Linked DNA regions of Mus musculus: all the other regions are linked to region 3. The links are chromatin loops, found by intact Hi-C in ENCODE. Cell type or tissue: heart. All regions are shown on one strand.

What was found. Hi-C counts contacts between places; a loop is a spot of excess contacts. Peaks named below come from ENCODE experiments on the same cell type or tissue, not always from the same donor. Only the 100,000 strongest peaks of a DNase experiment are listed, where the experiment ranks them.
Region 1: a loop joins it to region 3, with 2.5 times the contacts of the local background. A loop is called at or near these places in 14 of 42 quality-filtered maps.
Region 2: a loop joins it to region 3, with 6 times the contacts of the local background. A loop is called at or near these places in 11 of 42 quality-filtered maps.

The regions. Positions count from the first base shown.
Region 1 is chr9:21,689,047-21,694,046 of GRCm38, forward strand. The region is part of intron 29 of Smarca4 (SWI/SNF related, matrix associated, actin dependent regulator of chromatin, subfamily a, member 4); the gene reads left to right. Among named protein-coding and RNA genes, the nearest start is that of Gm26511, 32 kb to the right of the region's middle. In heart, a CTCF peak has its summit at 2,981 (motif pointing right); no DNase peak of the experiment used is centred here; H3K27ac peaks cover 267 bases.
Region 2 is chr9:21,749,552-21,754,551 of GRCm38, forward strand. Ldlr (low density lipoprotein receptor) reads left to right here. Exons shown (of 18, transcript NM_010700.3): 18 at 1-368. Among named protein-coding and RNA genes, the nearest start is that of Spc24, 8.3 kb to the right of the region's middle. In heart, CTCF peaks have their summits at 1,903 and 4,010 (motif pointing right); DNase peaks (open chromatin) are centred at 2,020, 2,710, 3,140 and 4,620; H3K27ac peaks cover 2,168 bases.
Region 3 is chr9:21,801,619-21,806,618 of GRCm38, forward strand. It overlaps Dock6 (dedicator of cytokinesis 6), which reads right to left. Exons shown (of 50, transcript NM_177030.3): 42 at 3,101-3,232; 43 at 2,992-3,006; 44 at 1,375-1,500; 45 at 1,196-1,285; 46 at 735-971; 47 at 107-250; 48 at 1-10. Gm39305 (a long non-coding RNA gene) reads left to right here and starts at 4,778. Exons shown (of 3, transcript XR_870577.2): 1 at 4,778-5,000. In heart, a CTCF peak has its summit at 2,962 (motif pointing left); DNase peaks (open chromatin) are centred at 173, 1,357 and 2,863; H3K4me3 peaks cover 694 bases; H3K27ac peaks cover 1,497 bases.

The DNA of each region.
Region 1 (5,000 bases), 110 kb before region 3:
CACCCAGCAGTAGAACAGGACAGTCTCCAGAGAACAGAAAATGTGATCGTAGTGCAGTTGGTAAGGTGAAGACTCTCTTAGAGTTGGTTTGTCAAGATGGCTCTGTTGCAGGGCTCAGCCTATTTTTTTTTTTTTTTTAAGTGAAACCTAAATGCTGCACACCTAGTGAGGCAGTGACAGTGTGCATATAGGACCCTGGGGACAAGAGGTCTTGGGGCTTGATACTTGGTTTCTGTGTGAGTTTAACTAGAGTGGACAGTATCAAGGAATCTAGGCTCCACAGAGGGAAGGATTAAAGGATCGTCACCGGAAGCCTCTGAGTCTGAGGGTGGCGGTGAGCTCTGGTTTCGTTGGAAGCAGGTCCCATCACCCTAGCATGGATTCCTCATAGCCCCAATCACGTGTCACCTGAGGAAAGACAGCCTTGCCTCATTTTTCTGGTCAGATACCACCTACCTTACTCGGTTAAACTCTCTTGTTCGTTCGTTCGTTCTTTCTTTCAATAAATTTTCAAAAATTATGTTTAGGTACAGCAGTGGCTCATTTTGTGTGTACTTTTGACACTTACTTAATTAAACTTGCTCCTAGGAAGACAAGACAAGCTGTTAGGCTGTACATTGTGAGCTTAGGCAAAGTCTGGTAGAAAGGCGGAGATGAAAATGGCCAAGGGAAGTAGCTAACAGAACAGCCACAATTCTGGTAATAAATGGAACTTTTTTTTTTTAAGATTTATTTATTTATTTATTTAATGCATATGAATACACTGTAGCTGTACAGATGATTGTGAGCCATCATGTGGTTGCTGGGAATTGAACTCAAAACCTCTGCTCCCTCTGGCCCAAAGATTTATTTATTATTATATGTAAGTACACTTTAGCTGTCTTTAGACACACCAGAAGAGGGCATCAGATCTCATTACGGAGGGTTGTGAGCCACCATGTGGTTGCTGGAATTTGAACTCAGGACCTTCAGAAGAGCAGTGTTGACCGCTGAGACATCTCACCAGCCTCAGGGATGCCTGGACACCCAGGGGTTTTGTTGGGACTTGGTTGTGTGTTCACATCTGGCCATTCACATGACTGACCTCTGTATCCACTACCTCTGCTGGTCAGCCTGATCCAGACTTACCAGCTTAAATCACAGCCCTACCTCCTGCCCAGAAAGGCATTTCAAGGGCTCAGAGGTCACTTTGCAGCACCCAAGGACGGAGGCCACAGATTGTGTATGACATGCCTGTCATCCAGAAGGTTCTGAGTCAGCACTGGCCTCTGGCATGGCTGGCAGCATTCAAAGTCAGGTCCAATGACCCTTACCCTCTGTCAGGCTGTGCTAGAGAAAAGAGGGGGAAATAACACCGTAGCATCAAACTGCAGTTTTACTTCTTATTTTAGACAAGAGCTCACTATGCAGCCTTAACAAACATCAAACTTTTATTTTTTTTTACTCTTTTAATGTATGTGAGTGTTGTAGCTTGTGTGTGCCTGGTGGCAGAGAGCAGAAGAACTGGAGTTATATAGAGATGCTTGTGAGCCACCATGTAGGTGCTTTGAACCTGTCTTCCGCCAGAGCACTCTGAGCCATCAAATGAAATATTCAGGAAAACGTTTGAACCTTTTGGGTTGTTGGTTGGTTGGGTTTTGTTTTTGTTTTGATTTGTTTTTTAAAGACTTATTTATTACGTATATAGTCCTCTTCCTGTATATAGTCCTGCAGGCCAGAAGAGAGTACCAGATCACGTTATAGATGGTAATGAGCTACCTTGTGGTTACTGGGGATTGAACTCAGGACCTCTAGAAGAGCAGACAGTACTCTTAACCTCTTTATTGTTTTTTAGGCAAGCACTTGCTTTATTTATAGCCGAAGCTGGCCTCAACTTTAAGGAAATCCAATTGCTTCAGCCTTCTGAGCATTGGGGTTACAGATTGGGATCTTTTCAGATTCCTTCCTAAAGCCCTCTACTCAGATATGCAGTGAGCCTAGTTAAAAATGGAACCTGAAGGACCTGAATTACCACAGTGCTTCGCTCCTCCCTACCCTACTCCACAGGGTTTCTCAGCATAGACCTAGCTGTCCTGGACTTCATTCTGTAGACCAGGCTGGCCTGGAACTCACGGGGATCTGTAAGGGTCCTGACTACCTAGCTACCTGTAGTGGAGCTACTCTGTTCTCCTTGCTGTCTCAGGCTCCATCCATGTTAGAGAGCTGCTAGAGCAAGAATAACGCCAGCCAGGCTTGGTGGCGCACGCCTTTAATCCCAGTACTCGGGAGGTAGAGGCCAGCCTGGTCTACAAAGTGAGTTCCAGGATAGCCAGAGAAACCCTATCTCGGGGAAAAAAAAAAAAAGAATAACGCTGTGCCTGGCACGTGTGCTCTGAGCCCTGTCCCCAGCACTGTCGCACACAACAGCCAAAGGCCCATCAGAGAAGTGAGGTGGGGAACACAAGGTCTTAACTTTGAAATCAAAACATGGATGAACGTTAAGAGTGAGGTCTACAGACATGGCTCAGAGGTTAAGAGCATTGAGTGGTCTTCCAGAGGTCCTGAGTTCAATTTCCAGCAACCGCATGGTGGCTCACAACCATCTGTAATGAGATCCAATGTCCTCTTCTGGTGTGCCTGAAGACAGCTACAGTGTACTCACATACATTAAATAAATAAATCTTTTTAAAAAAAAAGAAAATTAAAGCTGGGCGTGGTGGCGTACACCTTTAGTCCCAGCACTTGGGAAGCAGAAACAGGCAGATTTCTGAATTCGAGGCCAGCCTGGTCTACAAAGTGTGTTCCAGGACAGCCAGGGCTACACAGAGAAACCCTGTCTCAAAAAAACCCAAAAAAACAAAAAACAAAAAACAAAAAAAAATAGAAAAGAAAAGAAAATTAAAATGGAGTCAGGAGTTGAGGTTTTACCTTGTCTTGGACCATGGAAAAACAAGGGCACCAAGCAGAATCTTTCAAGTGCATAAGAACAGCTTTTGGAGCACTAGAGGGCGCCATTCATGGCCAGCTGACCCAGGTGTCCAGCCTTGGACCCCTCAGCTGTGCCTGGGCTGCAGACCTCCCAGAGACCTTGCTGCTATGTACTGAGGTCATGGTGACCTCAGGTTTTACACTGTGGGTTGTAGCACGATGGGGAATGGTATCTGTACTTGACATTCCATGGTGGTAGACACACTGCCAGGCTGAGCATATCTGACTCCATCTTCTCTTTTCTGGAAGGTTGAAAGTGGTAAATTTTACAATTATGTTCTATCTCTATGCCTCAGTTTCCAAGTGGAGAACAAGACTGAGAGGTCAGGCCACTGAGTTTCAGGCCCAGAAATAAACCAGAGATTGCAGCACTGCCTGGGACTTCTCAACAGGCCACACTATCTTCTTCTGGCCCCTGCTCAGTGTACAGAGGCAGAAGGAAGATGTTTTTCAGAGAAGAGAGTCAATGCTTGGGGAAGGGAGAAGATGCCTGCTGACAGGCTGTGGATCTTTGCCTGAGGTACTTGGACAATTAAATCTCTTCTTCCAAGTAGAGGGGGTCGTGCTGCAGTCCTCAGGGAAGATGGAGCAAATGAGCCCCCTAGCTTTTCAGCCTCTGGACCTTTGAGTAACATCTGGGCATGCTGCCTGGTGGGTCCAGGTCTGTGGCTAAAACCACAAGCTAGCAGCAGACTCTGGCCAGAGTAAGGCCAAATGAGCCACAGGCCAGGCCACATGCAGCGCTCACTCTGCGACTCAGTTGGGGCAGCCGTGGCCTACTTCCTTGTTCTAGCCACTTAAGGCTCTGAGCTCACCTTAGAATCTATTTGAAAAGGATCCACCTGTCCTGGTTAAGAGACAGATTTCATCTTGGGCTTCATGCCCTGGGCCAAACATTTACACACCAAAGTAAGCAGGCAGGTGATGATGAGACCAGTGATCAGCCTGCAGCTCACAGGCAAACAGGCAGGACTGGTAGGGGGGCTGGATCCCCTGCCTCCTGTTCTCTGTTCCCCTGGAGTCAGCAGCACCCTGTATCCCTGGGAAGGCCTTATATTGAACAAAGGTTCTATGTCCCACTAAATAAGCCTCGACAAGTGGTGTGTAAGCCACTCACCTCTCTGGCATGATCTCCACATCTAGTTACCACAAACTCCCCAGCCCATTTGTTCTGCTAGACCAAAATACCCATTACCCTTTGGTTCCCAGGTTCCTGATGCCTCAAAAAAAAAAAGATTGAGGTGTTCTTTGACACGGAGGTTGCTACAGATGGATTGCTGACAAATTGAGCCTGGGCTGTGGCCACCCAGTCCTGCCCATTGCTGCAGACAGACCTTGGGCCTCCCCTGTCTGCCTCTAGCCTCGGTCAGTTTGCTGTCCATTTGCTCCTACTCCCTAGTCCCCATTCCTGTGGACCTGTAGTCACAGGCTCCATTATCAGCCTGACTTCCTCTAGTGCCATATTCAGGATCTCTTCCCCAAATGGAGGTATTGGAAATTGTGTCCCGTACAGCACTGGGCTCCACAGACAGTGTTCCAGGCTTCTTAAACCTTATGCTCAGATTCCATTGTTGACCAACATGAGACCACAATAAGAACAATAAGCAGGACTGGTCTGTTTATCCGATGCCAGAATATTTAGGTGGTATATACAAGACCCTTGGTTCCATCCCAGTACTGCAGAAGTACACACCCATAGCCCCCAGCATTCAGGGAGGGGGTGCAGAGGCATCAGAAGTGAATTCAAGGCTAGTCTGGGACACATGTGATTCTGTCTTTAAAAGAATTGGTGAGACGGGCGTGGTGGCACAGGCCTTTAGTCCCAGCACTTGGGAGGCAGAGGCAGGCGAATTTCTGAGTTTGAGGCCAGCCTGGTCTACAAAGTGAGTTCCAGGACAGTGAGGGCTACACAGAAATCCTGTCTCGAAAAACCAACCAAAAAATAAGAATTGGTGATTTGGTGGTGGTGGTGGTGCATGCCTTTAATTCCAGCACTCAGGAGGCAGGGGTAGTAGGTGGATCTCTTGAATTTG
Region 2 (5,000 bases), 52 kb before region 3:
TCCACCTGTCCACTACTCAAGACACAAGGGCACACTGCCCAGCCCACTGGGACACTTGTAAAGAGCTCTGTAATGTGCCGATGGCACCTGGCTCGGTTTTCATTCTGTATATTCAAGGATATCACACATATGTATTAAATCTATTTATTTTTGCAAACCCTGATTGCTGCACCTCTCTGCAATTTCTCCAGGTTAGGCTGGGGTGATACTCTGGGATGCTCTGTATACAAAGATGATTTGAATGGGCTGATCTCAGGCCTGTCCTGTGCGTTGCTTTGAGTGGGTGGGAACTGCTTTGAAACCCTTGTTCAGATGTTTTTATAGGCTGAAAATATCATACTGTGATGGATTAAATTCTTTTTTGGAAACTTTGTCATCCTTATGTGTGTGAGGTGTGGGGTGCAGAGGAGGCATCGGGAGGCTTGGAGGATAGCTTTGTGAAGCCACTTCTCTGTATTCACCCAGGCTTAGGAACAGGCTTGTGTGTGTGTGGGGGGGAGGGGGTCACGCACCTCTCTCCGTGTGGGTGTCCTGAAACTCCAAATTGTTCCTTTGAGGCAAAGTTCTTCCCTGAACCTGGGGCCCCCTCAGCTATGTCTAATGCCAACAAGGCCCAGCCTGGCTCTGCTCTGCTCAGAGTCAGGGGTTACAAGGTTCAGAGAACTCCCATCTTGCTAAGCTGGTGCTCGAGTGTGCGCCGTGCCCCTGGTGACAAAGTGAGCGTCCTTAGCTGCTGAGTCCACCATTTCGCTAGCTGTGCCTTCTGTTTGAGTTGCGTGGTTTTGGTAGTTTGGAGCCAGGATCTCACAATGTAGCCTGTGTTGGGTTGCAGGGCCAGGAAGAGTAGCTGAAGTGCCTATTTTAAATACCAAAGCAGACCTGGCCTACAAGTTCTCCCAGTATCCTGCAGTCCCTACCTGTTGCTGGGCACATAGGTAGGTACACCCCACAGTCTACCCTGAACTTTCCAGCCCCTGCAGCCCAGGGGCGGGGCTTCCTCTCCCCAAGGCTCTATTAGGTAATCTAGACATTTTGGTTCTGTCTCCTCTGCTTGTATACTTTCTTCCTCTGTCCCAGCCGCTGCCTTTCTGTCTGCACAGCGACTTCCCTGACCCCCTCCTGGGACATCAGTGAGCCTGCCATAGAATAACATCCAACCAACCTCATTATAAACTTGAAAACCCAGACTAAACTCACCTGCCTCAGCCTTCCCAGTGTTAGTGTTGAGCTGTGTCTCTCACCGGCCGTCTTTTTTAGGACAGAGGCATTATTCTCTCTGTCTCACACATCCACGAGGGGTATTTTTTAAGACAGAGGCATTATTCTCTGTCTCACACATCCACGAGGGATGATGAAGGTGAGCACACTAACCAAAGAGCAAGTCTTTTTTTTTTTTTTAAGATTTATTTATTTATTTATTTATTTATTTATGGTTTTTCGAGACAGGGTTTTACAACCATCAGGAATGAGATTTGACACCCTGTTCTGGTGTGTCTGAAGACAACTACAATGTACTTCCATATAATAAATAAATCTTAGCCAGGTGTGGTGGCTCACGCCTTTAATCCCAGTACTTGGGAGGCAGAGGTAGGCGGATTTCTGAGTTCGAGGCCAGCCTGGTCTACAGAGTGAGTTCCAGGACAGCCAGGGCTACATAGAGAAAACCCTGTCTCGAACTCCCTCCCCTCCCCCTGAAGGGAAAAAAGAAAAGAAAAATTCAGGGAAAGAGTCTTGGGGAAACAGAACAGGAATGGAGATACACTAGACAAACAACCTGGCTCCGACCCTGGCTCTGCTGTAGTTTTCTGTGTGACCCTGTGCACTTCAGAGCCTCGTTAGCCCAGTAATTCCACCTTCTGCCAGACTGGTGGGACCTCTACCCAGGCCTGCCATCTCCTCTGAATCCACGGGGTGGCACATCCGTCCTTCCTTCTGCCCTTTGTTTGGGGCAAGAGCCAAACTGCCTCAGAGAGAAAGTGGAGAAGCAAGTGGCCTGGAAAGCCCGTGGCTTCACAGGCCTTCAAGGACTGCCTCCCTGAGTCATGGTGCTGGCATGTGTGGCTAACAGCATGGTGGAGCTTCCACGTCCTGGGAGTTAACAGACTGGAGAGCAGGTGTGGGGCTCCCACGGGACATCATGCATGGAAGGTGATGGACTGACTTTCTTCTTCTCAAGACAAGGGTTTCTCTGTGTGGTTCTGGCTGTTGTAGAACTCCCTCTGTAGACCAGGCTGGCCACGAACTGGAGATCTGCCTGCCTCTGCCTCCAGGGTGTGGGATTAAAGTGGAGTGCCACCACCCATTGGTGAGCATTTCTGATCCTGGGCTTCAGCTTTTATTTTCAAGGCCCTGCAAAGCCAAGTGTCCTCACCCGTACCTGTCACCCTACCCCTGGGGAGGTGGAGGCAGGAAGATCAGGAGTTCAAGGTCATCCTCCCCTACATAGTGAGTTTCAGACCAACCTGGGGCCCATGACTCTGTCTTAAAAACACTTTACTTACCAACAGGCACTGAAGGGCTGGTGTTTAACTCACTGTGCAGTGCCTACCTAGCGAGGGGAATGGGAGGTACTTGGGTCAGGGTCCCCTTTTCTGCTCTCCCGTCTTCTTTGCCTGCAGTTCTCTGGGCTCAGAATAGCAATCAGTGAAAGACCTGGATGTGTACCCGTGTGTGCAGTACCTATCTGACCCAGGGTGGGCAAGTGATGGTGGTCTTGCCTGCCTCGTCTCTGTGGATTCAGTTCTGCCCAGGACAAGAATGGCAGGCAGCAGCTGATTTCTGACACACGAACTGCTGTTCCCCGCTGACCACCAGCCCCCCAGGCTGTGGTCCCTTCCAACTCACAGTGTCTGAGCCCACAGCTGTGTGTGGTGAGCCAGCTTGGAGCCCCAGCGGGAATGGCACGGGGGAGACAGTGGGAAGGGTGCTCTGCTAGGCAGCCAGCATTCCCCAGCGCCCGCTGCGGCTCCAGCTCCCACTGTGGTTTTCTGAGATTAAGTTCTCAGGAATATCACTCCTACTCAGCCTGCCTGGGGAAAGTCTCCCTAGATTTCCTGTGTCTTGTCTGACACCCCTACTCGAATCTGCTTCCTGCCCTAGAGGAGCTCTGTCCTTCCCTTGTCCCGCCCTTTGGCCAGGCCTTGTAGGGAGTGTGTGGGAGAAGCTTGGAGCTTAATTAGATCAGTCTCTTACTCAGCAGAGCCACTGGCTGTCTGGAAAATCTTCCCCCTATACTGTGGACTGCAGGCCCAGATTGATCAAGATGCTTTCTGCGGTTGCCTGGTGGCAGTCCTTAGCTTGCTCCCAGCTTAGCATTATTCTGTGTCACCATCTCTACCCTCCCAGCCTCCCCCCCCCCCCCCAGCATTTTATCCCCTGTCACTTCCTTATTGCCAGGTGTGCTGACCTCCTTCCTAGCAGGAGATTGAGAGTCCCCCCACCCCCACCCCCACCCCGGAGCTCAAACACCTACCAGGTGTGAAACCTGAGACAAATCTCCAGCCTGGGTTTAGTTTCCATTTCCAGATGATGCGCGCAGCCAGGCATACTTCCATAGCTCCAGCCACTTACAAGTATGGCTGCCACAGAACCATTCAGCCAGCAGGAGCCTGAATGTGCTTGTGGCTCAAAGGGTAGGTAAGGGCGCTTGTCTTCCAAGCCTGGTGATCGAGTTTGATCTGGTCGTAATCCTTGTAAAGGTGAGAGAACTGATCCCTTACCTCTCACAAGCATGCCTGCACCCCGGGGCCTGCACTTACCTCCCTACATACTGTGACTCTCCATACAGACACACAGTAAAAAGGACCTATTAGGAGGTCCCGAGATCCAGGTGAGAGTGGCCCCAACAACAGAGGTCACAGGTAGAGTCCAAGTGTGGTCATGCCCATAACAGACAACCGATCCTGTCCCCCACACCAGCCCAGCTTTTTTTTTTTTTTTAAAGATTTACTTATTTTACTTATATGAGTACACTGTAGCTGTCTTCAGCCACACCAGAAGAGGGCATCAGATCCCATGACAGATGGTTGTGAGCCACCATGTGGTTGTTGCGATTTGAACTCAGGACCTCTGGAAGAGCAGTCAGTGCTCTTAACCACTGAGCCATCTCTCCAGCCTCCAGCCCAGCCCTTGTGTCATGAGGAGACAGCCTTCAAATCTGGCTGCCTGGCTCCTCCTGCTCATTTCCTAGGTCTATGCATCTTTCCTGCTTAAGGAAACAGCTCTTAACTGCAGCTAACCCCAACAGAAAGAGGGAGAGACTGGAGAAAGGGGCTGGCCACCTGCTGGGTGCTCTTACCACTGTCCTAAAAAACCACCTAGTCCTGGTGACACTTCAGAGGAAGACACTATGTGCCTTAGGGATTGGTGGCAGTAGAACACAGGTGAATGGGTCAACCCCTGGACTTCATATAATGTCTTGGGACTTAAGGGAAATGGCCAGATGGATCCGTCCCTCAGTTTACCTCATCTGTAAATTAGATTCAGGACTGCTCCTCCTTCTGGCTGGTTCTCTTAGAAGGAGCAAGTCAGGCTGTGGGTAGGAATTTGGGCAGGAGGCTGTGGCCTGGCCCCAAGATGTCCCAGGCAGCCAGCCAGTGCTGGGCAGTGACTCAGAGCCTAGGCATGCAGAGCTGGGGGCTCTCCAGGGTGCTGGGCCACAGTCCTCACTCACTGGACCTTGGAGTCAGCCCCCAGTGCTCCTCCAGGGAAGGGAGTGAGGCTCCCCTGCCACCAGAGGGTCAGGAGTTTGAGCAGCTGGGCACTTGCCCTTCTTGTGCAAAGCCTCGTTGTTGGTTCCTGCTGCTCTGCTGGGTTTTTTGGTAAGATTTATGTATTTTATGAGTGGTTCGCTTACATGTGTCTGCACACTGTGTGTGCCTGGCACATGATGAAGTCAGAAGGCTCCAATCTCCTGAACTACAGCTAAAGACATTTAACTCTGTGGATGGTGGGAATCGAACCCAGATCCCTTGGAAGAGCAGAAGGTGCTATTTAGGTGA
Region 3 (5,000 bases):
CCAAGGGACCCTACTGGGCGAGAAGACTCATGAGGGTCCTGGATAGCAACTGGAGGCCCACGGTGGCCAGCATCCTGCCCCCCACCCCCCGAAACTCCAGCCATGCCTGGTTCACAGTGGGTCCCACAGAACCCTGGAGAACCATCTGCAGCATCTTGGCATCTGGAGGGTCCTGCTCGGTGGCAAAGGCCAGCTCCCGGGTCTTCTTCTGCATGTCCTCAATGGCCACCTCCACTGGTGTCAGCACTGTCTGTGGAGTGAGTGGGGTGTGTGTATCATGAGTACATGTGTCTGCGTGTACATGAGTACATGTATCATGAGTACATGTGTCTGCGTGTCTGGATACACCTGCTGGGGCCTGTGATGTTCTGTGGGGCAGGAGGGTCCCAGGCTATGATCAGTGCTGGAGATCTGTGCTCCCTGGTGGGTCTTGACTCAGCTGGGGTTTCTGGTCTGTTTCACTTGCTGTTTGCCCTCGGGTCTAGGGACTCTACAGTTGAGATATCCACATTTCTCCAGGCTGGATGGTAGAGGCTTGCATCTGGAGCCTACAGCCTGGGTCCTTCTACTGCCCAAACCCAATCTGCTATATCCCCATCTCTTTCTTCCCAAATCCAGCATCCCTGAAATGCACTGTTTGTGGGGTTCCTCTGCCTTTTCCTCCCTGGAAAAGTCTCCCCCTGGACCTTGAGTCCCCGAATCTCCCTCCCCTCCCTAGGGGTCTGGGGTCCCACCTCCTCACGGTGGCACACTCGGATGCGTGTCTTGATGTAGGGAAAGGCATGCTCCGTGCTCAGCAGCGTCTTGCGTTTGTGCTGTTCGGCCAACTCTCCGTGCGCACGTCCATCTGGTGTGAAGGGTGTGCAGAAGAGGAAGGCCCGCAGCCCATAGTTCCGATCGAAGTAGGTCACCCGATCCTTGAGCTCATAAGTGTCGAAATGTGGCTCCACATAGGTTATCTGTATGTACGCCTGGAACACGGGGCCGAGTAAGAGGATGGGAGTGGTGCGGGGTCCACCTGACACCACAGCTCCAGCCTGAGGTCCTGGTCCCTGCAGGCCTGAACCCTTTGAATCGAAAGGCCCAGCTCTTCCTATAACTGGATGTACCAGACTCTCCCAAGAAACCGGACTTGCCCCCACCATGCAAACGCCAATATTGGATTTTGGGGGCAGGGAGGGACCAGAGGACCCACCTTCTGTGGGTCCAGCTTGGACTTGTCCACTGGGTTAGAATCTTTGATGATCTCTACCACATCATCCCCGAACCTTTCCGTATAGAACTCCTAAAGACACGGGGTTGACTCCGGGTCAGCTGGGGCAGCCCCCACTGTAACTCACATTGCCTAGCCCACCTCCCAGCGCCAGGACGTGCCTCCAGCCGGTGTGAGATCTCTGCAAGCTTCGTGATTGACGGTTCCTTGTACACAAACTCTTGTTCATCCAGGTCACCAAATCGTGTGCCATAGAAGCCCACTCGGAAATATGTCCCAAATACACGCTGGGCTGAGAGAAGCCAGTGGTGTTGGCATGGAGGCCTCTCTGCAGATGGCCTCTACTCCAGACACACTCAGGGTGGGATGGAGAGGGAACCAAGCTGGGATGGGGAACCCTGAACCTCAGGAGCCTGTCTGGGGATCTCAGACACAGGGGTGAGACAGAGGAACATGCCAGGGGACCCGGATCACAAAGGCTGGTCACCGGCTTTTCACGTGTATATGTGTGCTGCGATTGAACTCAGAGGCCCCGTGTTAAGGGAGCACTCCAGGGCTGAGTAACACCCCAGCTTCTCACTGCAAGATTCCAGCTTGGGACTCTATGGCTTTGCTAAGACCCCAGCCAAATTTTTTTTTAACTTAAAAAAATTGTTTGCTTGTTTATTTATTTGAGACAGGATCTCTCTACATAACCCTGGCTGACCTGGAACTCACTATGTAGACCAGGGTATCCTCCTGTCTCAGCCTTCTGAGTTCCAGTCTTATGTCAATTTCCTTGCTTAACATAAACTTGAGTTTCTGTAGTTTTCACCGGCTGGGCACTCATCATAGGCATTCCAATAGCAAATTAGAGTGGAGTTGCTCCCAGCTCTACCTCAGTACCCATGGGACCCAGGCCTACCAGGTGCCCTGGTGACTGAGTGGCTAAGGAACATACTGAGCTGCCTCCTGTCCTGGGATGCTAGGCTCTAGCTCTAGGATATTCTCTCTGTTTTTAGCCCCATATGTGGAAGGGGCTAAAAACACCCCTAGACACCATTCCCCAACCCATGGGGGAAGGAGGTGGGATCATTCCAAATTCACTCACCAAAGCCGATCCAGACAGGGTGGGGCAGACATTGTGTGGCCAGAAACAAGAATGGAAAGATGGGAGACAGAGAGATGCAGTCATTGGAGAGGTCAGAGGTCAGAGTTACCCCTCCCAGGGTCCTGCTTATACCCCCCTATGAGAATCGTTCTGTAGAGGGAGAAGGAGATCTCCGATGCAGGAAAGGCGGGGACCTACCCACTTGCCCCCACCCAGCCTGCCTAGGGCTCTGGGTTTCTGCCATCTTTGGCCAGAAAATTCTCCCTCAACTGAGAGATGCCTAAAAATAGAAAGGAGAAGGCAAGGCGGGATTTGTGGGGAGCACCCTGACAGAGATGAGGAGTAGTTGTCCCGAGCAAAGCCGGGAGTCGGGAGACTGAGATGGAGAGAGCGTGGGAGCCCTAAGGCAGAGGGAGAAAAGGAATGAGACGGAGAGGGAGAGATAGCCCCATTCCTCTTCCACCCACAGTCCTGGTGGTGACTGAGCTGGTCCTACCCGAGGGAGGGGTGTCTCTGGAGAGTTCCCAGCTGGGTGACTCACAGGCTGCCCCTGAGATGGGGCATTTGGGGGAAGGGAATAAGTAGGGGACTGTGCGTCATCAACCACTGAGCTCAGGCCCCTATGGAGGGGTGCCATGCTGTTCTGGCGCCCCCTAGTGTTCGTTGACCACTGTTCACCAGGACTCACCTCCCAGCCAGAGCTCTGTGGGAAAAGAGGAGGCAAGATTAGGGGTCCCAGGTCAAGGAGGGGCTGGAGAGGGCCTACCCGGGAATGGGAGCAGCGGCCTAGGGCCCACCTGGTGCATAATCTTGGTGAAGGCCTCCTGCAGTTTCCCGTGCACCGCAGCCAGCTTCTTGTAGTCTCTGTGGGCTTCAAGGATGGGGATAAGGTTTTTGTAGACTTCGTTCACCGCTTCATACAGACCACCCTGGGGAATGGGAGAAGTGAGGTGAGGAGCCCCGAAACCTTCAGTGTACCCTGAACCCCAGGCTGCCCCTTCCCAATCACCTCCCATTACCCTGACAACCCTACTCTAGATAGAAAGGACATGTCTTCTTGGTTAGGCCCCCACTGTGGCCTCCACACCTTCTCACAAACATCTACCAAGGTCCAAGGCCTGTGGATTCTGTACTGGTTCCTCCTCAGTGGGAAGAGAGGACAGGTTTTGTGATGGTGAGACTAGGGAAGGGGCCCAGAGCTTCTGAAATGTGCCAGGCAAACACTTGATCCACCATTGAGCTACATCACCTCCCAGTTTGCTTTAAGAAAATAAAAAATAAAAAGCCAGGACAGAAGAGATGGCTCCATGGCTAAAAGCACTGGCTGCTCCTACAGAGGACCTGGGTTTCATTCCTAGCACCTACATGGTGGCTCACAACTGTCTGTAACTTCAGTTACAGGGAATCCAGGACCCTCTTCTGACCTCTACAGGTACCAAGCACATAGATGGTACCAACACATACATGCAAACACTCATTCAGGTAAAATAAAAATAAATCTTATTTTTAATTAAAAATATTTTAGCTGGGCGGTGGTGGAACATGCCTTTAATCCTAGCACTTGAGAAGCAGAGGCAGGTGGATCTCTGAGTTTGAGGCCAGCCTGGTCTACAGAGTGGGTTCCAGGACAGACAGGGCTATGTAGAGAGATGCTCCCCCCTTAAAAAAAAAAAAAACCACCACCAACAACAAAAGATAAAAGAGGAAGGAAGGAAGGAAGGAAGGAAGGAAGGAAGGAAGGAAGGAAGAAAGAAGGAAGATCTAGGCAGCTTGGGTCATGTACTGAGATACTGTCACAAAACAACAGACATCCAAGGGTACTGACGAGTCTGTGGGTGTGGGGCTTAGGTTTGTCTGTCGGTCACCTTGACACAAGCTAAGGCAATCGGAGAAGGAGCCTCAGGTTGAGAAAATGTCTCCTTGGGACACTTTTGTGATTCGTGACTGATGTGGAGGTGGAGCACCCACTGGCTGGTGACCAGGAGAGCAAGCAGTGAGCTGTGGTGCAGTCTGTGCACTAGCTCCCACCTCCAGGTTCCTGTCCTGAGGTCCCTCAGAGGTGCACTGTTCCCTGAAAGTGTGAGGCAAAATCAACCCTTTCCTCTCCAGGGTGTTTTTGGTCCTGGTGTTGATCACAGCAAGAGAAAGGGAAGGAGGGCTTCGGGAAAAGGCACGTGCCACTCAGCCTGATGACCTGGGTTCAATCCCAGGAGTCCACATGGCAGGAGAGGACTAACTTCTACAGGTTGTCCTCTGACCACACTTCACACACGCACGCACGCACACATAGACACACACACACTAAACCCTAGGTTCCCTCCTACCACTACACTGAGGAGGAGGGGGGGAGAGTGAGAGGGAAGGAGGAGGAGGAAGAGGGAGAGGAGGAAGAGGGAGAGGAGGAAGAGGGAGAGGAGGAAGAGGGAGGGGAGGAAGAGGAGAAGGAATCTTAATCCCAGGAAGGAGGGAAGTGGTAACTGGCTTTCCTGTTTTGAGCTTTTTTAGATTAAGAGACTCAGGAAGTGGCCTCTGGACAAGCCTACAGTGGGGTCTGTGGAGTTGCATGTGTGCTAACGCCTCCAGCCTATGTATATAACCCAGACTGATCCTGGCTGTGAACTCTGGACTGCAGGGGGACAATGTTGTATCTGTCAATGGAGCTTTATCGATTGGAACCAACATACAAGCCAGAGTGGG